2 separate regions of the Homo sapiens genome follow, and region 1 is linked to region 2. A link is an interaction called in ENCODE POLR2A ChIA-PET data of the cell type or tissue named here. Cell type or tissue: Panc1. All regions are shown on one strand. Links, peaks and the distances in the headings refer to the core of each region. The heading gives the core; the rest is flanking DNA.

What was found. ChIA-PET counts read pairs that join two places held together with the same protein. Peaks named below come from ENCODE experiments on the same cell type or tissue, not always from the same donor. Only the 100,000 strongest peaks of a DNase experiment are listed, where the experiment ranks them.
Region 1: POLR2A ChIA-PET joins it to region 2 with 13 read pairs; 6 of 35 experiments call an interaction of 5 or more read pairs at or near these places.

The regions. Positions count from the first base shown.
Region 1 is chr17:75,551,176-75,561,447 of GRCh38, reverse strand. It overlaps LLGL2 (LLGL scribble cell polarity complex component 2), which reads right to left. Exons shown (of 26, transcript NM_001031803.2): 3 at 5,305-5,402; 4 at 3,212-3,293; 5 at 2,821-2,936; 6 at 2,038-2,196. Among named protein-coding and RNA genes, the nearest start is that of LLGL2, 31 kb to the right of the region's middle. RefSeq lists enhancers at 2,657-3,592, 3,593-4,529, 8,439-9,019. In Panc1, for the core only: no CTCF peak of the experiment used is centred there; no DNase peak of the experiment used is centred there; H3K27ac peaks cover 6,106 bases.
Region 2 is chr17:75,444,048-75,454,319 of GRCh38, reverse strand. No RefSeq gene overlaps it. Among named protein-coding and RNA genes, the nearest start is that of TMEM94, 7.5 kb to the left of the region's middle. RefSeq lists an enhancer at 918-1,212. In Panc1, for the core only: no CTCF peak of the experiment used is centred there; no DNase peak of the experiment used is centred there.

The DNA.
Region 1 (10,272 bases), core at 809-8,808, 110 kb before region 2:
TTGCTATGTTGCCCAGGCTAGTCTCAAATTCCTGGCCTCAAGCAATCCTCCTACCTCAGCCTCCCAAAGTGTGAGCAACTGTGTCCATCTAGATATTCTTAATAAATGCAAATAATGTCCTTACACAGATGAAAATTGTTAGACAATTAGAGGGCTTCCAACTTTTTGCCATTAAAAACAGCCCTACAATGATCATTCTTATCCTATATCTTTAGGACAGAGACTTCTCAGAGACAGTTATGAGACTAAAGGGTTGCACGTTTTAAAAACTTAGATAAGTGTCATCAAGAGGACGAGAATTTAAACTGCCAAAAGGGGCTGGGCCTGGTGGCTCACACCTGTAATCCCAGCACTTTGGGAGACCGAGGTGGGTGGATCACCTGAGGTCAGGAGTTCAAGACCAGCCTGGCCAACATGGTGAAACCCCGTCTCTACTAAAAATACAAAAATAAGCCGGGTGTGATGGCGTGCACCTGTAATCCCAGCTACTCGGAAGGCTGAGGCAGGAGAATCACTTGAACCCAGGAAGCAGAGGTTGCAGTGAGCTGAGATCTTGCCACTGCACTTCGGCCTGGGACAGAGTAAGACTCTCTCAAAAAAAATGTTTTTTCTTTGTTTTTTTTTTTTTTTTTTTTTTTTTTTTTTAATAAATAAACAAACTGGGCCAGGCGCTGTGGCTCATGCCTGTAATCCCAGCACTCTGGGAGGCTGAGGCGGGTCAATCACCTGAGGTCGGGAGTTCGAGACTAGTTTGACCACCATGGAGAAACCCTGTCTCTACTAAAAATACAAAATTAGCTGGGTGTGGTAGCGCATGCCTGTAATCCCAGCTACTCGGGAGGCTGAGGCAGGAGAATAGCTTGAACCCAGGAAGCAGAGGTTGCAGTGAGCCAAGATCGTGCCATTGCACTCTAGCCTGGGGAACAAGAGTGAAACTCCATCTCAAAAATGAAATAAAATATAATATAATATAATATAAATAAACTGGCAGGAGGGGCTCTCAGGGCACTTGGGCCCCCCCGCCGACTAGATTCCCGCCAGCTAACTACAGGGTGAGGCTGGGCACTGGTGTGGCCACCTGCTGGGGCGCAGGTCCCATGCCGTCCTGCCCACAGGCTGTGTCCCACTGTGGTACCTGTCATCCTGCAAAGTGTTCTGCTCTGACCTTGGACACACTGCCCCAGCCCTACCCTGCTGAACGGGAAAGGCAGAGGTCTGCACTCAGAGGGACACAGCTCCAAGTGGGAATCCTCCCAGCCCAGTCATGCCCTGCCCTGGGCAGACGGGCCCTGCTTCATCACCACCCAGGGCTGGAGAGCTGGGCTGGCCAGCTGCAGGAGTGTGTCCCAGGCCCAGTCCAAAGCCTTGCAGGGCCAGGGGCCCAGCACCCTGGCCTCCTCCTGCCCCTTGGAACCACAGATCATTCCACCATGACCGACCCGGCCCCAACATGATCTTGTCAGATGCTATCTCCTCTCTTTTTTTGGGCCCCGTCCCCTTCTCCCACCCGGACCTGATCCAACTCCCTCTCTAATGTAGTATCATCAACAAGGAGCAAAGCTTCTGAAACGATCTCAACAGACCCACATGCCTGTGGCGGTCAAGGCTTTTTAGCCACGGAGCTTGCGAGCAAATGGAACCTCAGCAAAGTACCCACCGCAAAGGGTGGCACCAGGAGCTGCCCCAGTGACACAGGGAGGTCTGGGCCCGACTTCCCCGCTGCGGAGCCCCTGGGGTTCTGAAACCCATGGCAAGTGCAAAGGACACTGGACTGACAGTCGGTGACATTACACAGTCATTTGGGGCCTTTAGACGAGGGACCCTCAAAGCCCCCTTTTTAGTGCTATGATGCTAACCTATGACAGGCCAATAGGTTCTCAGTAGGTGACAGGTAGGAAGCCAAGAGCCTCCCCTGCTATAGCCCCATGGAATTCCCAGCAGAGAAATGACAGCTCCTGACAGAGTCCTGGGACCAAGGGGAGAAGCCATGCCTAACTTGAGGGGATGGAGTTAACAGCAGCTGGGCTCTGGGCTCACCGCTGCAGCACCGCGTCCGAGCTGATGGTCCGGTCCTCCAGCGCACGAAAAGCTGGCAGCTGCACCACAAACACGTTGCCACTCTCGGTGCCCAGGTAGAGCAGCTCGCAGGAGGAATGTGGCAGGACCACGGTGATCTGTGTGGCACTGGGGGCAGCCCTGTGACAAGAACAGCTGCCCGTGAGCCGACCACTGCCCAGCAGGGGAGATGCCATGGACGGGGTCCCCTGACTCCTCGGAAAACAAGCCCATAAGGCCCTTTAATGAGGTCATAACATTTCAAGCCAGGACAAACATTGGTCACTTTCTGCCAAGACAGGAGACAGATGGCAGAGAGCCTGGGCTAGGAGGCAGGAAAGACGCCAGGGACCCTCCAGCATAACACGGGGTGCGGATGGAGGAGGCGGGGTGCAGATGGAGGAGGCGGGGTGCGGATGGAGGAGGCGGGGTGCGGATGGAGGAGGCGGGGTGCGGATGGAGGAGGTGGGGTGCGGATGGAGGAGGCGTGGTGTGGATGGAGGAGGTGGGGTGCGGATGGAGGAGGCGGGGTGCGGATGGAGGAGGTGGGGTGCGGATGGAGGAGGCGTGGTGTGGATGGAGGAGGCAGGCTGCAGCCCCGCCCACTCCACTCGGAGCACCTGAGTGTGGCGATGCATCGGGCCAAACGCATGCCAGTCACTGCCAGGGGCGCAACAGGCCTCACAAAGGGTGAGTCCACTCCAGAGCTAAGGGCAAGGGTCAGGCTGGGCTGGGAGTGGAAGGGGCTGGGGATTGAGCCCTTACCCTGGGGGTCCACGCAGTGTGAAGCTCTCATCCTCCTGCAGCTCCGATGCCCCGCCCTTGACCTTCAGGCTCCAAAGGTGCAGGCTGTTGTCATCCAGCAGGGTGACCAGCTGGCACTGGCGAGGGCACACGACGGGATCATGTGGTCTTGCTACCCAGGCAAGGCCTTTACACACTGGGGCCACGCAGCCCCAGTTGTTTAAAAGACCCCCTGGCCACTCCCAGGGTGGCCCATGAGCCCCAGCTGTGGAAAGGGAGGGGGTCCCAGGTCTTTCCATCAGCAGCAAACCCAGGGCCACCGAATGCCAGCCTCTCCACACCAGCCCTGCTGGAAGCAGTGAAGGCAAGGAGGGCATGGAAGTGGCTTCCTGTCCCACCCCAGGTCCCTCACCTGGCCGGGCAGGAGGTGGATCTGCGTCACAGCGTTGTTCTCCTGGTGCAGCCCCATGAACTCCACGCCTGGGGCTCCGTAGCTAGGAGTAGGCTCAGGAAAGCTCTGGAAGGTCGGACACCATCCCCTGCCTGCCTTGAGTGCCAGGCCCTCGGGGCCCATGTGCAATGATGCAAACACAGAGAGGGGCTGCCCTCCCCCGAGGCAGCAGGACCCATGCATGGAGCCTAGGGTGGGGAGGAGACACAGCAGCCCTGGCCCTGGGGCACCAGGCCAGTGACCTGATCCCTGGGAGATTTTTCCCAGTCAGGCCGGTGGGAGCAACTCCATAGAAAGGCGAAGCCCTACCCTGGCAACTGTCAGGCTGCCACCCTGATCCTGAGCTGCAAAAGACATGTTGGCTGTCGCTTGGTAGCACCTGTGAAAAAACACACGGCACCCCAGGGGGCCTATCACCAACAGCCTTGGCCCATTAGTCTTGGCACCAGGGATTGGTAACTAGAGTCTGGCTGTGGCCTGGCAATGATTAACCAGCCGAGGGAAGGCTGAGCCCGCAGCAAGGCCCTGGCCCCCTGTGTACACCAGCCCAGCCTGGAACTCGAGTGCTCCATACCCCTCCCCCACACCGGGCAGAGGGGAAGAGGGAGGTCAGGCTCCGCTGGAGGTGGCAGCCAAGCTATTGGAGGTGGTCCCTCATCTCTCAACTCCCTTGGGCCCTGCCCTGAGGGGAGCACAGATCAGACTGGCGGGGTGCCCAACCTGATCCGGTTTTTCATCTCTGAAAACACTGGGAGCCCCCAGTCGGCCAGAACCAGTGCTCTGGATAAAAGATGACCCAACTGGACAACATCCAGCCTCAGGCCGGGGAAGGACTGTCCCTGCCAGGCAGAGCCCTCTCCACTCTCTGCCGCCTGTGGGAGTGGGGGTGGAATTTGGAAGACAGCTGCCGAGCCCTGCTCTCCTGGCCCAAGGCCACCCCATCTCTGCTTGTGGATAGGGCCCTGGGGCCAGTCCACCTCTGATTCTTATCGAGATAGGTTAAAAAACAAAACTGCAGGCTGGGAGTGCAGTGACTCATGCCTGTAACCCTAGCATTTTGAGAGGCCAAGGCGAGAGAGTTGCTTGAGCCCAGGAGTTCAAGACCAGGCTGGGCAAGATCACAAGACCCTGTCTCCACAAAAAAAAAAAAAAAAAAAAAAAAAGTTTTTGAGACAGAGTCTCACTCTGTTGCCCAGGCTGGAGTGCAGTGGCACAATCTTGGCTCACTGCAACCTCTGCCTCCCAGGTTCAAACGATTCTCCCATCTCAGCCTCCCAAGTAGCTGGGATTACAGGCATGTGCCACCACGCCCTGATAACTTTTAAAATATTTTTAGTAGAGACAGGGTTTTACCACATTGACCAGGCTGGCCTTGAACTCCTGACCTCAAGTGATCTGCCCGCCTCAGCCTCCCAAAGTGCCGAAAAAAATTTTTTTAAATTAAAAACATCCCTAGCGACAAGAGGGGTCCCTGTAACTTGCTTTTCTGGTGGTGAGGTGGGGAGCTGAGGGAGGCAGGGGCACAGAAGGGCCTAGGCCTTGCTACTGGCGCACCAGCCAGCCACTCACTGAATGATCACTGGCTGAGACATGGGCGTCAGGTCCTTCCCTCTGGATCCACCAATACAACCCCTGCAAAACAGGTCTCTGAGCCCCCCAGCAGCCTCACCCCCTGCCCGGGACTGGGGGATTCCTGAAACCTCCAGGAATAGGTGAGAGGGGAAACTGAGTAAAGGGAGCAGACCACATGAAGGGTCCTGAAAGGACACAGGAGACAAAATAAGCCTGTATCTCCTCAGTCCATTTCAAACCTCACTGTCCTCCTGCAAAGGACAGGGTCGCATCCCACCAGGGATGCACTCATGCCCAGGTGCCTGCTCCACCATCAACCATACCTGCCCCATTTTGGAATAAAATCATGTCCAAAACTGGAAATCAGGAAAGTCCCTCATTTTATCCCAACAGCCCACGGGCAAGGAAGGAAAAGATGTCCCTCCCCAAATCTCACCCACCCCAAGGCCCTGCCCGAGTGGGAGCGAGGGGACGGAGGATACAGCTTGATGGCTCCAGAACGGGTGCCGATGGCCAGGATGCGCAGGGACGGGCTGTAGCCGAGGGCGCTGGGCTGGTGCGGGAAGCCATGCTCCACCGTCTGCAACGAGAAGCACGTGGGGTGGGCCTGCAGACCTGTCCCCTTCGCGCCACCATGGCTGCTGCAGCTGCAGCACCAGACGACCCAGCAGGAAGCAGGGCTTCGGTACCTTTCCGGTTCCTCCCAGACACCTGAGTGTTGGAGCCTAACCCATATTTACCAGGCCCCACCCCCTGTCCCTTTGTGACTCTGCCCTTGGCCTCATGGCCACCCCTGCGAGCTGATCTTCCCCGACACCATACCAGCCTCTCAATGCTTTCCAGGAACTGACTCGGTGCCTCCACCACGTGCACCCTGGGTGACGGACCCAGCCCTCCTCAGTGGCATGGGGGCCTTATGGGTGTGGGGTGGGGAAAGTAGGGGGAGTTTGGAACAATGGAGACACCGGTCTCTCGGGAGAAAATCTTGGTTGCACCGCAGCTCCGGGCTCACCCAGGGGCCTAGAGTACCGCGGAGGCCCTGCCCTGCTCTGGGCTCTTCCAGGTCCCTCCAGGCCCCAGTCAGCTGGGTCTCACAGACTCTTACTGTCACCAAATTCCAACCATCTTCCCAGAAAGGGAATTCCTGGAGTGTCGTTGCACATACGTGTTTTTTTCATTTATTACAGAATACACACACACACTGTGAAAAACCTGGGAGGTATAAAGATGTTTAAGAACAAAAACTGAGGCTGAGGCAGGAGAATGGTGCGAACCCGGCAGGCAGAGCAGCCTGGGCGACAGAGCGAGACTCCGTCTCAAAAAAAAAAAAAAAAAGAACAAAAATTACCCAAACTCCCACAACCAGAAGTAACCTTGCTAGAACCTAAGTGTACATCCTTCGAGTCTTCTGCACTTGTGAATGTTTGCAGGTCTATTTTTTTTTTTTTTGAGATGGAATCTCGCTCTGTTGCCCAGGCTGGAGTGCAGTGGTGCGATCTCGGCTCACTGCAAGCTCCGCCTCCCGGGTTCATGCCATTCTCCTGCCTCAGCCTTCCGAGTAGCTGGTACTACAGGTGCCCACCACCATGCCTGGCTAATTTTTTGTATTTTTAGTAGAGACAGGTTTCACCGTGTCTCTATCTCCTGACCTCATGATCTGTCCACCTCAGCCTCCCAAAGTGCTAGGATTACAAGCGTGAGCCACCCGCACCCAGCCAAAAATTTTTTTTTTTTTTTGAGACGGAGTCTTGCGCTGTCGCCCAGGCTGGAGTGCAGTGGTGTGATCTCAGCTCACTATAAGCTCCGCCTCCCAGGTTCACGCCATTCTCCTGCCTAAGCCTCCCAAGTAGCTGGGACTACAGGCGCCCGCCACCACGCCCGGCTAATTTTTTGTATTTTTAGTAGAGACGGGGTTTCACTGTGTTAGCCAGGATGGTCTCGATCCGCCCATCTTGGCCTCCCAAAGTGCTGGGATTACAGGCATGACAAAAATTTTTAATTTTTCTTTTTTGAGGGTCTCACTCTGTTGCCCAGGCTGGGTGCTACGGCATGATTTCGGTTCACTGTAGCCTTGGCCTCCCAGGCTCAAGTGATCCTTCCACCTCAGCCTCCCAAGTAGCTGGGACTACAGGCATGCACCACCACACCTGCCACACCCGGCTACTTTTTAATTTTTGGTAGAGACAGGTACTCGTCATGTTGTCCAGCCTGGTCTTAACCTTCTAGACTCAAGCGATCCTCCTGCCTCGGCCTCCCAAAGCGCTGGGATTACAGGCGTGAGTCACTGCAAGCTGCCTAAAATGGCTTTTTTTTTTTTTTTTTTGAGACGGAGTTTTGCTCTTGTCACCCAGCCTGGAGTGCAATGGTGCGATCTTGGCTCGCTGCAAACTCTGCCTCCCAGGTTCAAGTGATTCTCCTGCCTCAGTCTCCCCAGGAGCTAGGATTACAGGCACCCACCACCATGCCCAGCTAATTTTTGTATTTTCAGTAGAGATGGGCTTTCACCATGTTGGCCAGGCTGGTCTTGAACTCTTGACCTCAAGTGATCTGCCCGCCTTGGCCTCTCAAAGTGTTGGGATTACAGGTGTGAGCCATCATACCCGGCCTAAAATGACTTTTAAAACATCTAAAGAATATTCTTTACCTGTAGATATCCTAATTCACCAGAGGTTTATTGTTGAGTATTTACTTTGTTGCTAGAGGGTTTGCAATCCAACAACCATGTCGATGGCATTCTTGGACTCCTATCTTTGTCTGCACCACTTGAGTATTTCCTGGGGCAGATGTCCCAGGGATAGAATTGTGGGTTAAGAAAGGTATGAACATAAACCCACTACAAATTTAGAGTGATAAACCATCTTCAGGAAGGTTTTTAGTTCAGTTTCTTAATCAGTTACCCCAATCTGACCCCCGCCTCCCACCCCGGGGGATAGTGACCCTGCAGAGCTAGGTGAGAACAGCACAAAGCGATGCTATGTCAACTGATTGCTTTAAAGACTTAAAAAACAACCACAGAGACTCTGACTTGCAGAAAAAGGTCCCAACAATGAGGCAGCCTCCTTAGGCCCTGGGCTTTCCTACTTTGCAGCCCTGCCAGGCCTCAAAGCAGCAGAAAAGGAGAAGTCCCTGATGAGATCTAGCAATGATAGCTTAGCAAACCCAATTGCTACCTGCCTCCCCCATCAGTCAGTCTAGTCCAATGGCTCTCACAAGGAATCCCATGCTGGGGTCAGGCAGGGAGGAGAGCTCCAACAAGTGCCTATTTTGGGGGATGCCTGGAGACAAAAAGGTCGGGGGAGACGGGGGGTGCCTCAGGCCTGGCCTTTGCTAGGAACAGGGCCTGCCCTGCAAATGGTCATACCTAAATGGGATAGCCAGGGGGACAGATAGGGCCCAGCAGCGGCCCCCAGGCCAGCCCAGGTCCCTGTTCAGCTATGCGAAAAATGCAGAGCCTGGAGAAGCCCTGGATAGAGATAGCTGAGTGTCTGGAATGTAAACATTTCCCAGGAAAAGGGGAGTAGACAGTGGGATAGGATGTGCAGGACAAGCTCCCCCAGGGGCCCCACCAGACCTCAGCCAGCCCCAGGTTGCTGGGGCCTCAGGAAGTCAGCAGCCGGAGCCGTCTCCCAGGACAGCAGCACTTTCCCAGCAGCAGAGGCAGCTCAGGGAACAGCCTCTGGAATTTGGAGGACTCTGGTGGAAATGCCCTACAGGAGCCCAATGGCCTGGCCAGGAGCAGGCCCCATGCTCCGAGCTGCCCAGAACGGTAGCCATGAGCCCCATGGGGCCACCAAGCACTTGCAGTATGGCTCATGTCACCAATGAGGATTAAGTCAGTTCTTGGAAACCCTTCAAGTATGTCTGGAACAACTCGGGTTCTAGAAGAACAGGGGCTGGACTCAGGCAGGCCACGCTTCGAATTCCCTTTTTCCACTGTAAATCATCCAAATTCTAAATACAGATCTAGTACTTCCAAAAAAGATTTAATGTCTGAACTGAGATGTGCCGTAAGTGTAAAATACACCTAGATTTCACAAATTGAGCATTCAAAAACACAAACTGAAAAAATCTCATTAGTAGTTAATCACACGTCAAAATATTTTGCATATGTTGGATTAAAAGGAATATATAATTTTTTTTTGAGATAGGGTCACGCCTGTCACGCCTGGAGTGCAGTGGCACGATCACAGCTCACTGCAACCTCCGCCTCCCTGGTTCAAGTGATCCTCCCGCCTCAGCCTCCTGAGGAGCTGGGACTACAGGCACACACCACCACGCCCAGCTAGTTTTTGTATTTTTAGTAGAGACGGGGTTTCACCAAGTTGGCTAGGCTGGTCTCAAACTCCTGGCCTCAAGTGATCCACAGGCCTCAGCCTTCCAGAGTGCCAGAGTGCTGGGATTACAGGTATGAGCCACCTTGACCAGCTGGAATACAGGATTAAAATTAATTTCACTTGTTTAAATAATTTCATAATGCAGCTTCTAGACTTTTTTTTTAAAGACAGAGTCTCCCTCTGTCACCTAATTGGAGTGCAGTGGTGAGATCTTAGCTCGCTGCAACCTCCACCTCCCGGGTTCAAATGATTCTCCTGCCTCAGCCTCCCAAGTAGCTGGGACTACAGGCATGCACCACCACGCCCAGCTAATTTTTGCATTTTTAGTAGAGATGGGGTTTCACCATGTTGGCCAGGCTGGTCTCGAACTCCTGACTTCAAGTGATCTCCTCGCCTTGACCTCCCAAAGTTCTGGGATTACAGGCGTGAGCCACCGCACCCAGCCAGAATATATAATTAAAATTAATTTCACGTGTTTAAATAATTATACAATGCAGCTTCTAGGAAATTTTAAATCACATACATGGCTCATATTATATTCCCATTGGCCTCGACAATTCCGCACACCAGCAGGAACGTCAGGCCACAGAGAAAACAGCCTGTAACTTTTTGCTAGGCTCTCAGGCCACAAGTCAAGGGCGGGCAGTTCTTCTAACATTTCACCAGAGTCACTACTCCTGTTCGGCTCAGCATCTTTCCTCTAACTCAGAGGAAGACAAAGGGTTGGGCCCATCCTTCAACCACCCGCATTCATTCCTCATTCCCTTCAAGCCTTGGAGTTATCGTGGCCACCCCTCCCCCCCATCCCCACCTTCTTTTCCAAAGGCTGATTTAGAACAGGGACTGAGTCAGACCCACTAAGCTTTGTATCCCTTCCTGCCACGTACAAGGCATCTGGTCGTGGATGAGCTGCTGGGCCTCCCTGAGCTTCATTTCTCATCTAATAAACGGGATGGTACTGGTGACTGCACTGGGCAGAGCTGTCCTTGGATTGGAGATGATGGATCTGAGGCCACCCTGCAGCACACACAGGCCTCTGCTTCCTTCCGAGGCTCGCATTGTTCCATAGTATCACCTTGGGCACTTCTCCAAGTTGGCAACTCTGGAGGGACCAGG
Region 2 (10,272 bases), core at 961-8,960:
AAAATTTTGCTACATGAGTAAATCAAATCACTCAAGCCAGAACATGCCAATGTGCCCACTCTAAATTCACCCTGAATTAGCTTTGCAGATCTGAGGTCCCTTAACCAAGTCTTGTTGGTTGTCTAGCAACCCCAAGCAGCTATACCAATCCTTCTTCATTTTTCTGAAGCTTCCCGTGTCTTCAGATGAGTACCAAGATGAGTCTATTGAGAAGAAGACCAAGGCCTTCCCTTGGAGATTTCTCATCTACTTCATCCACTTCTCTTTCCCTTTCTATGTTCCTGCAGGAAGACAGCCTTTTCCTCCTTTTCCCCATCTGTGTTCTCAGTCCCTCCCCCTCCAGCCTTACATGCCATTTCCCTTAGCTCAGGAGTGTTCAATCTTTAGGCTTCCCTGGGCCATGTTGGAAGAAGAATTGTCTTGGGCCACACATAAACTACACTAACACTGCTGGGCACGGTGGCTCACGCCTGTAATCACAGCACTTTAGGGGGCTGAGGCGGGCAGATCATCTGAGGTCAGGAGTTCGAGACCAGCCCGGCCAATATGGTGAAACCCTGTTTCTACCAAAAAATACAAAAATTAGCAGGGCATGGTGGTGCATGCCTGTAGTCCCAGCTACTCGGGAGGCTGAGACAGGAGAATCACTTGAATCCAGGAGGCGGAGGTTGCAGTGAGCCAAGATCGCGCCACTGCACTGCAGCCTGGGTGACAGAGCAAGACTCCGTCTCACAAAAAAAAAAAAAAAAAAAAAAAGAAGAAGAAATGTGTTCAAGAGATAGTTAGCAGGTAGAACAGGCACAGTCTAGTGGCTGGACTTAAGGTTTAGGGTGAAGGAGGAAGGGATAACTCGATTTCTGCACCTCAGATCTCATATCATCTGAGTTACAATGACAGAAGCTACCTCTGCCAGCTCCAGATTACCTGGTCAAGGCCAATTTAGAGCATAGTACTGGACAAAGCATCAGCGAGAAAACACTCTTGTTTATCTATAAGATTTCCCTTCATCTAAACAGAGATATGAGAAGTGAGTCAGAAACGAGAGTGATCCAGCAGGACTCATTCAGGCTGTTGAGCCAGGAATGACGTGCAGAATCACACACAAGCAGGGCAAGGTCCTCCCACACCCTGACCTGAGCATCCTTCCTCATTGCACCTTTCTTTTTTTTTTTTTTTTTTTTGAGACTGAGTCTCGCTCTATCACCCAGGCTGGAGTGCAGTGGCGCGATCTTGGCTCACTGCAACCTCCGCCTCCAGGGTTCAAGTGATTCTCCAGCCTCAGCCTCCCCAGTAGCTGGGATTACAGGCATGTGCCACCATGCCCGGCTAATTTTTGTATTTTTAGTAAAGATGGGGTTTCACCATGTTGGTCAGGCTGGTCTTGAACTCCTGACCTCGTGATCCACCCACCTTGGCCTTCCGAAGTGATGGGATTACAGGCGTGAGCCACCGCACCTGGCAGCCATCTTTTCAACCTAGTCATTTGTTTAAAAGTAACAGGAGTAGGCTGGGTGCAGTGGCTCACTTCTGTAAGCCCAGTCCTTTGGGAGGCTGAGGTGGGTGTATCACCTGAGTTCAGGGATTCAAGACTAGCCTGGCCAACATGGTGAAACCCTGTCTGTACAAAAATACAAAAATTAGCTGGGCGTGGTGGTGGGCACCTGTAATCCCAGCTACTCCGGAGGCTGAGGTGGGAAACTCACTTGAAGCTGGGATGTGGAGGTTGCAGTGAGCCGAGATAGCTCCACTGCACTGCAGCCTGGGTGACAAAGCAAGACTCCATCTCAAAAAAAAAGAAAAGAAAAAAAGGGAGCTGGGTCCGGTGGCTCATGCCTGCATGCCTGTAATTCCAGCACTTTGGGAGGCAGAGGTGGGCAGATTGCTTGAGCCTAGGAGTTCAAGACCCACCTGGGGAACATAGCGAGATGCCTTCTCTATTAAAAAATTTTTCAAAAGAGAAAAAAGTATATAATAAAAAAGAAATAATGGGCTTCGAATCACACAGGGGAAAGGTTTGGAGGGAGATAGCAATGGATGAAGACAGAGGCTGGCATTCGGGGTCGGGACTGAGGATACTTGCAATGTGAGGCCTGGTGAAATTATCTGAGCCGTTGATTCTTGAACAGGTAGTTCCCATGTTCAGCTTGCTCCATCGGCAAGAGCCTTCTGCCTAGGCCGGGCGCGGTGGCTCCCGCCTATAATCCCAGCACTTTGGGAGGCCGAGGCGAGCGGATCACGAGGTCAGGAGATCGAGACCATCCTGGCTAACACGGTGAAACCTCGTCTCTACTAAAAATACAAAAAAAAAATTAGCCGGGCGTGGTGGCGAGTGCCTGTAGTCCCAGCTACTTGGGAGGCTGAGACAGGAGAATGGTGTCAACCCAGGAGGCGGAGCTTGCAGTGAGCTGAGGTCACGCCACTGCACTCCAGCCTGGGTGACAGAGCAAGACTCCGTCTCAGAAAAAAAAAAAAAAAAGAGCCTTTTGCCTCTAAGTTGTGAGTGATATTTTTAGGAGAAGCTGCTCCTTTAATCCCTGCATCGTGTAGTAGTGATATCTCACTGACAATAGGCTCCTCTTGGGCCCTTTGATTCAACCAAGAGGTCCCACTGAAGAACATTGTTGTAAATACTGCCAGCGAGACAATTCTGACACGTCTTTGTACCCCTAAAGAGTGGTCTGGGCCAAGCCTGTAATCCCAACACTTTAGGAGGCCAAGGTGGGAGAGTCACTTGAGCCCAGGAGTTTGAGACCAGCCAGGGAAACACAGGGAGCCTCCATTTCTACAAAAAATTTAAAAATAAAAATAATTAGCCAGGCATGGTGCACAACTGTGGTGCCAGCTACTCAGGAGACTGACGTGCAAGGATCATTTGAGCCCAGGATGTTGAGCCTGCAGTGAGCTGTGACTGTGACACTGCACTCCAGCCTGGGCGACAGAGTGAGACCTGCCTCAGAAAAACAAAAAAGGGCTGGGCGTGGTGGTTCACGCCTGTAATCCCAGCACTTTGGGAGGCCAAGACAGGCGGATCATGAGGTCAGGAGATCGAGACCATCCTGGCTAATACGGTGAAACCCCATCTCTACTAAAAATACAAAAAATTAGCCCGGCATGGTGGCGGGCACCTGTGGTCCCAGCTACTCGGGAGGCTGAGTCAGGAGAATGGCTTGAACCTGGGAGGTGGAGTTTGCAGTGAGCCGAGATCGTGCCGCTGCACTCCAGCCTGGGTGACAGAGCGAGACTCAGTCTCAAAAAAACAAAACAAAACAAAACAACAAAAAAAGTGTGGTCCAGAAATAGATGGCACAACTTTACAACACAACATGAGCACTGGCCACACTACGGTCCCCATTCCCATACTGCATTCACAGTCTGCAAAAGTTAGATCCCTAGGTAACAATAAATGGCCACCCAAAGACATTGTTCATAAGCACCCCAAATGGGAAACAAACTGAATATCCACCAGCTGGGGAACAGGTACCCAAATGGTGGTGGATCTGAACAAGGGATTACTACTCAGCCATACACATAAGTGAATGAGGCTGGACGTGGTGGCTCACTCCTGTAATCCCAGCACTTTGGGAGGCTGAGGCGGGCAGATCACCTGAGGTCAGGAGTTCAAGACCAGCCTGGTCAACATGGTGAAACTCTGTCTCTACAAAAAATACAAAGCTAGCTGGGCATGGTGGCGTGTGCCTGTAATCCCAGCTACCCAGGAGGCTCAGGCAGGAGAATTGCTTGAAACCGGGAGGCAGAGAGCCAAGATCGTACCACTGCACTCCAGCCTGGGTGACAGAGCAAGAATCTGTCTCTCAAATAAATAAATAAATACGTAAGTAAGTAAGTGAATGAGGCCACTGATACACATCCCAATCTGAAAGAATCACACAAATGGCATGAGGAAGGGAAGAAGCCAGACATAACAGGTTATGTACCCTGCAATTCCATTCATATCAACTCCTAAGATGGGAATCTGGAGGACAGGCAAGGATGGACTGCAGAAGGGCAGAAGGGAACTTTTGAGAGGTGAAGGAAATGCCCCATATCTTGATTAGGGTGAGAGTTATGTAGGTTTATACATTTATCAAAACTCGTTCAACTATGTACTTAAAATCTGTAGGTTTTAGTGTATTTAAACTATATCTCAATTTTTTAAATGTATGTGGCCGGGTGAGGTGGCCCATGCCTATAATCCCAGCACTTTGGGAGGCCAAGGCAGGCGGATCACCTGAGGTCAGGAGGTCAAGACCAGCCTGGCAAAACCTCATCTCTACTAAAATACCAAATTAGCCAGGCATGCAGGTGGGTGCCTGTAATCCCAGCTACTTGGGAGGTTGAGGGAGGAGAATCGCTTGAACCCAGGAGGCAGAGGTTTCAGTGAGCCTGGATTGCACCACTGCACTTCAGCCTGGGCAATAGAGCGAGACGCCATCTCAAAAAAAAAAAAGTACACACACACACACACACACACACACACACAGACTCTCTTTTTAATTTTTTTTTTGTAGAGATAGGGTCTCACTATGTTGCCCAGGATGGTCTCAAACTCCTGTTCTCAAGCAGCCCTCTTGCCTTGGCCTCCCAAAGTGCTAGGATTCAGCCAGTTGTGGTGGCTTACGCTTGTAATCCCAGCACTTTGGGAGGCCGAGGCGGGTGGATCACGAGGTCAGGAGATCGAGACCAGCCTGGCCAACATGGTGAAACCCCATCTCTACTAAAATACAAAAAACTAGCCGGGCATGGTGTTGGGCGCCTGTACTCCCAGCTACTCGGGAGGCTGAGGCAGGGGAATCGCTTGAACCCGGGAGGCAGAGATTGCAGCAAGCCGAGATCGCGCCACTGCACTCCAGCCTGGCGACAGAGCAAGACTCTGTCTCAAAAAAAAAAAAAAAAAGTGCTAGGATTCTGGGTGTGAGCCTATGTACACTTTCAGTTGGGGGATGATTTTGCCTCCTAGGGACATTTGGCAATGTCTGGAGACATTTTTGGTTGTCACTACAGGGGTTGGGAGAGGGCTGCTACTGGCATCTAATGTGTAGAGGCCAGGAATGTTGCTAAATATCCTACAACTTACAGTACAACCCACAACAAAGAATCATCTGGTTCAAAATGTCAATGGAGCAGTGGCTCATGCCTGTAATCCCAACACTTTGGGAGGCCGAGGTGGGCAGTTCACTTGAGGTCAGGAGTTCAAGACCAGCCTGGCCAGCATGGTGAAACCTCCTCTCTACAAAAAATACAAAAATTAGCCAGGCATGGTGGTGTGCACCTGAAATCCTAGCTACTTGGGAGGCTGAGGCAAGAGAATCACTTGAACCCGGAGGTGGAGGTTGCAGTGAGCCGAGATCATGCCATTGCACTCCAGCCTGGGTGACAGAGTAAGTGAGACTGTCTCAAAAAAAAAAAAAAAAAGCAATGGAGCAGAGGTTGCCTAGCCATAAGTTTAGCATCATGCGTGTATCATCTTACCGATCTTTGATATTCCCTGTACTGGAAGCCTCTTTTTGTTTGATTTCCAGGAATAATGAAATCAGTAGCCTTAGTCTATGCTCACAGACACCAAGGTCTTCCGTGTGCTGCAAAGCAGCCATCTTAACTTCCAGAGCAGAAGCTGTATTTCACTGCACATTCGTAGAAACTGAGACTAATCTTCGTTGCCTGTTGTGCTTGGATAGTTTGGCGTTTGGTCAGAGGGAGTGCAACAGAAGATAAAGCTAGACGAGATTGCGACTATTTTCTAAGGAGCCAGGGACGTTATGAATCACCAGAAGATAAATGCTGGAGGTGAACATTTCCTCCTCCAACATTTTTAAGTAGAGAAATGAGACAGTCAAGCTTAAGAGGAAGATGAGTTTGTAGAAGATAAGCTAGAAATAGCAGTCTTGGGTCAGGTGTATTAGCTCATGTCTGTTTAATCCCAGCACTTTGGGAGGCCAAGGCAGGAGGCTTGCGTGAGGCCAGGAGTTGGAGACCAGACTGGGCCACAAAGTGAGACCTTGTATTTACAAAAATTTTTTTAAAGATTTTAAAAAATTGGCCAGGCGTGGCGATGCATGCCTGTGGTCCCAGCTATAGTACATGGGAGGATCCGTTGAGCCCAGGAGGTCAAGGCTAGGGTCAGCTGTGTTCATGCCACTGTACTCCAGCCTGGGTGACACAGGAAGATTGTCTCAAAAGAAAGAAAAGAAAAGAAAAATAAGGGCCGGGCACGGTGGCTGATGCCTGTAATCCTAGCATTTTGGGAGGCCGAGGCGGGCAGATCACCTGAGGTCAGGAGTTCAAGACCAGCCTGGCCAACATGGTGAAACCACGTCTCTACTAAACATACAAATTAGCCAGGAGTGGTGGTGCACATCTGTAAGACCAGCTACTCGGGAGGCTGAAGCAGGAGAATCGCTTTTACCTGGCAGGCAGACGTTGCAGTGAGGCGAGATCACACCACTGCACTCCAGCCTGGTCAAGAGAGCAAGACTCTGTCTCAGAAAAAAAAAAAAAAAAAAGAAGAGAGAGAGAGAGACAGGAGCCAGTGGGGACAGGTAGCCAGCCGTGGTGGTCCAGGCACTAGCTGACGAGATACCCAGCCCTACTCCCATCCCAGAAACCTTATCTGGCACTTTATTTCCCAAATACCAATCCCAGTCATCTCTGCCTAGCATTCTTGACTATTTTTGAACGGCTTCTTAGCATTTGAGGTGTAAATATCACTTCATTCACTAAATTTTAAGCTCTTTGAGAGCAGGGATAGTGCCTTACTACTTTTTAATTTCTCTCAGATTATCAGAGGGATTGTTGACATGTACATTTGTGTCCTAACAGTGACACCAAAATTCCTCCTGGGGAGGAAACTGTCTTTGCATAGGAAAATCACTGGTAAATGTTTTAAGAAAAGATGAGACCCAGAGCCCAGGTCAGCCTGCATCAAAGCAGTAAGAGAATGAGCCCAAATGCTCTGCATTTTATTTATTTATTTTTTATTTTATTTTATTTTATTTTATTGAGGTGGAGTCTCGCTTTGTCATCTAGGTTGGAGTGCAGTGGCGCGATCTCGGCTCACTGCAACCTCCGCCTCCAAGGTTCGAGTGATTCTCCTGCCTCAGCCTCCCGAGTAGCTGGAACTACAGGTACCTGCCACCATGCCCAGCTAATTTTTGTATTTTTAGTAGAGACAGGGTTTCATTATATTGGCCAGGCTGGTCTCAAACTCCTGACCTCAAATGATCCACCCCCCTTTGCCTCCCAAAGTGCTGGGATTACAGGCATGAGCTACCATGCCTGGCCTGTTTTTATTTTATTTTATTTTATTATTTATTATTCATTTATCTATTTATTTATTTATTTTGGGATGGAGTCTCACTCTGTTTTCCAGGCTGGAGTGCAGTGGCGCAATCTCGGCTCACTGCAAGCTCTGCCTCCCGGGTTCACGCCATTCTCAGCCTCCCAAGTAGCTGGGACTACAGGCACCCGCCACCACGCCCGGCTGATTTTTTGTATTTTTAGTAGAGACAGGGTTTCACCATGTTAGCCACGATGGTCTCGATTTCTGACCTCGTGATCCGCCCGCCTCACCCTCCCAAAGTGTTGGGATTACAGGCGTGAGCCACCGCGCCTGGCCTATTTTTATTTGTTTATTTTTTGAGACGGAGTCTCACTCTGTTGCCCAGGCTAGAGTACAGTGGCATGATCTTGGCTCGCTGCAGCCTCCATGTCCCAGGTTCCAGCGATTCTCCTGCCTCGGCCTCCCGGGTATCTGGGATTCAGGCACGCGCTACCACACGTGGCTAATTTTTGTATTTTTAGTAGAGACGGGGTTTCACCATGTTGGATAGGCTGGTCTCGAACTCCTGACCTCAGGTGATCTGCCCATCTCGGCCTCCCAAAGTGCTGGCATTACAGGTGACAGCCACCATGCCCAGCCATAAATGGTTGCCAGGGGCTGGGGTGTGGGGAGAAGAATGAGGAGTGACTGCTTTTTTTTTTTTTTGAGATGGAGTTTCGCTCTTGTTGCCCAGACTGGAGTGCAATGGCACAATCTCGGCTCACTGCAACCTTTGCCTCCTGGGTTCAAGCGATTCTCCTGCCTCAGCCTCCCTAGTAGCTGGGATTACAGGTGCCCACCAGCACTCCCAGCTAATTTTTTGTATTTTTAGGAGAGACAGGGTTTCACTATGTTGCCCAGGCTGGTCTCGAACTCCTGACCTCAGGTGATCCACCCACCTCAGCCTCCCAAAGTGCTGGGATTACAGGGCGTGAGTCACCATGCCCAGCTGCTTTTTTTTTTTTTTTTTTTTAAATGGAGTCTTGCTCTGTTGCTCAGGCTGGAGTGCAGTGGTGTGATCTAGGCTCACTGCAACCTCTGCCTTCCTGGTTCAAGAAATCCTCCCACCTCAGTCTCCCAAGTAGCTGGGATCACAGGCGTGCGCCACCACACCTGGCTAATTTTGTATTTTTAGTAGAGCAAGTTCTGTGGGTTCTAACTCCAATTTGCTGTGTTGGCCAGGCTGGTCTAAAACTCCTGACCTCGAGAGATCCTCCCGCCTCGACCTCCCAAAGTGCTGGGATTACAGGCGTGAGCCACCACACCCAGCATGCATTTTAAAAATGAACCAAAAATTTAGAATTGGAAGAGAAAGAGAGGAGAGAGCAGAGAGGAAGGCTGAGCCATGTGTAAGGAAGCTGGAGCCTGAACGGTGGAAATGGCAGAGGACTTTTGGAGAAAAAACACTGACACTGAATTGAAAGCTGCTCACGTTTCTACGATGTAAATCCCTGCATCTTCCCAACTGTCCTACAGAGATCTCTACATGTATAGAAACCTTGTGTGAGCAGTTGGTTTAGTGACAAGTGGCAAGGGTATGTTTCACATCTCAGTCTGTGCTCTTGGATAAGGAACTACACCCATGGGATGGGGGGAGAGTCCCTCAAGTAAACCAGTTCATGGGAACCAGAAGCAACCATGAGAACATATGATCCTATGATCCTGCAAAGAAGTCTTCTTTTTTTTTTTTTTTTTTTTCTGAGACAGAGTCTCGCTCTGTTGCCCAGGTTGGAGTGCAATGGTGTGATCTCGGCTCACTGCAACCTCCGCCTCCCAGGTTCAAGCAATTCTCCTGCCTCAGTTTCCTGAATAGGGGGCATTACAGGCGCCTGCCACCACACCTGGCTAATTTTTGTATTTTTAGTAAAGATGGGGTTTCACCACGTTGGTCAGGCTGATCTCGAATTCCTGACCTCAGTGATCCACCCACCTTGTCCTACAAAAGTTCTGGAATTACAGGCGTGAGCCACTGCGTCCGGCCTCAAAGAAGTCTTTCGAACAGGGTTTAAGTAACAGTGTCTAGATCTATAAGGGCCAAAGAAGCCCCCTGCTGTACCTAAACAATATTTATATAGCTGCCTCTGGGGTTCTCTAAAACTGAGTTGGGGCCAGGCGAGGTGGCTCACGCCTGTAATCCCAGCACTTTGGGAGGCCGAGGCCGGAGGATCACGAGGTCAGGAGATTGAGACCATCCTGGCTAACACAGTGAAACCCCGTCTCTACTAAAAATACAAAAAAAATTGGCCGGGTGTTGTGGCGGGTGCCTGCAGTCCCAGCTACTTGGGAAGCTGAGGCAGGAGAATGGCATGAACCCGGGAGGCGGAGCTTGCAGTGAGCCAAGATCACACCACTGCACTCCAGCCTGGGCTACAGAGCAAGACTCCGTCTCAAAAAATAATAAAAAACTGAGTTGCTTCAATATGGGAGGTACGCTAATGGGAGGAGGTAGCTGGGTTCCTCCCAGTCCAGTAGAACACTGGCTCATCTACAGAGGGAGACACATTGTTTGAAACAGGATGGAGAGTATTGGAGAGGCAGTCAAACATCGCGCAGAGAAGCACTCTTTGTCAGTGAATGGTCAGGGCCTTGTAGGGTAACAAGACATGCTTCCTGAAACAGTTAGAGCTATTTTTGGCCCACCCTTCTCCATCTTAGAAATACTTTTTTCTGAGAGGCTGAGGCAGGAAGATTGCTCGAGGGCAGGAGTTGGAGGCCTCAGTGAGCTATGACAGCTTCAATACACTCTAGCCAAGACAACAGAGTAAGACACTGTCTTTAAAAATAACAAACAGCCGGGCATGGTGCCGGTAATCCCAGCCGCCTCCCCTTGGCAGGAAACGGCACCGCCGAATATCCAGTTGCTTCAGCCAAAACCTGGCATGTTTGATTTCTTCCCTTGCCTCCCTTACCATATTCATCTGTCAGCAAGTTCTGTGGGTTCTAACTCCAATTATAAC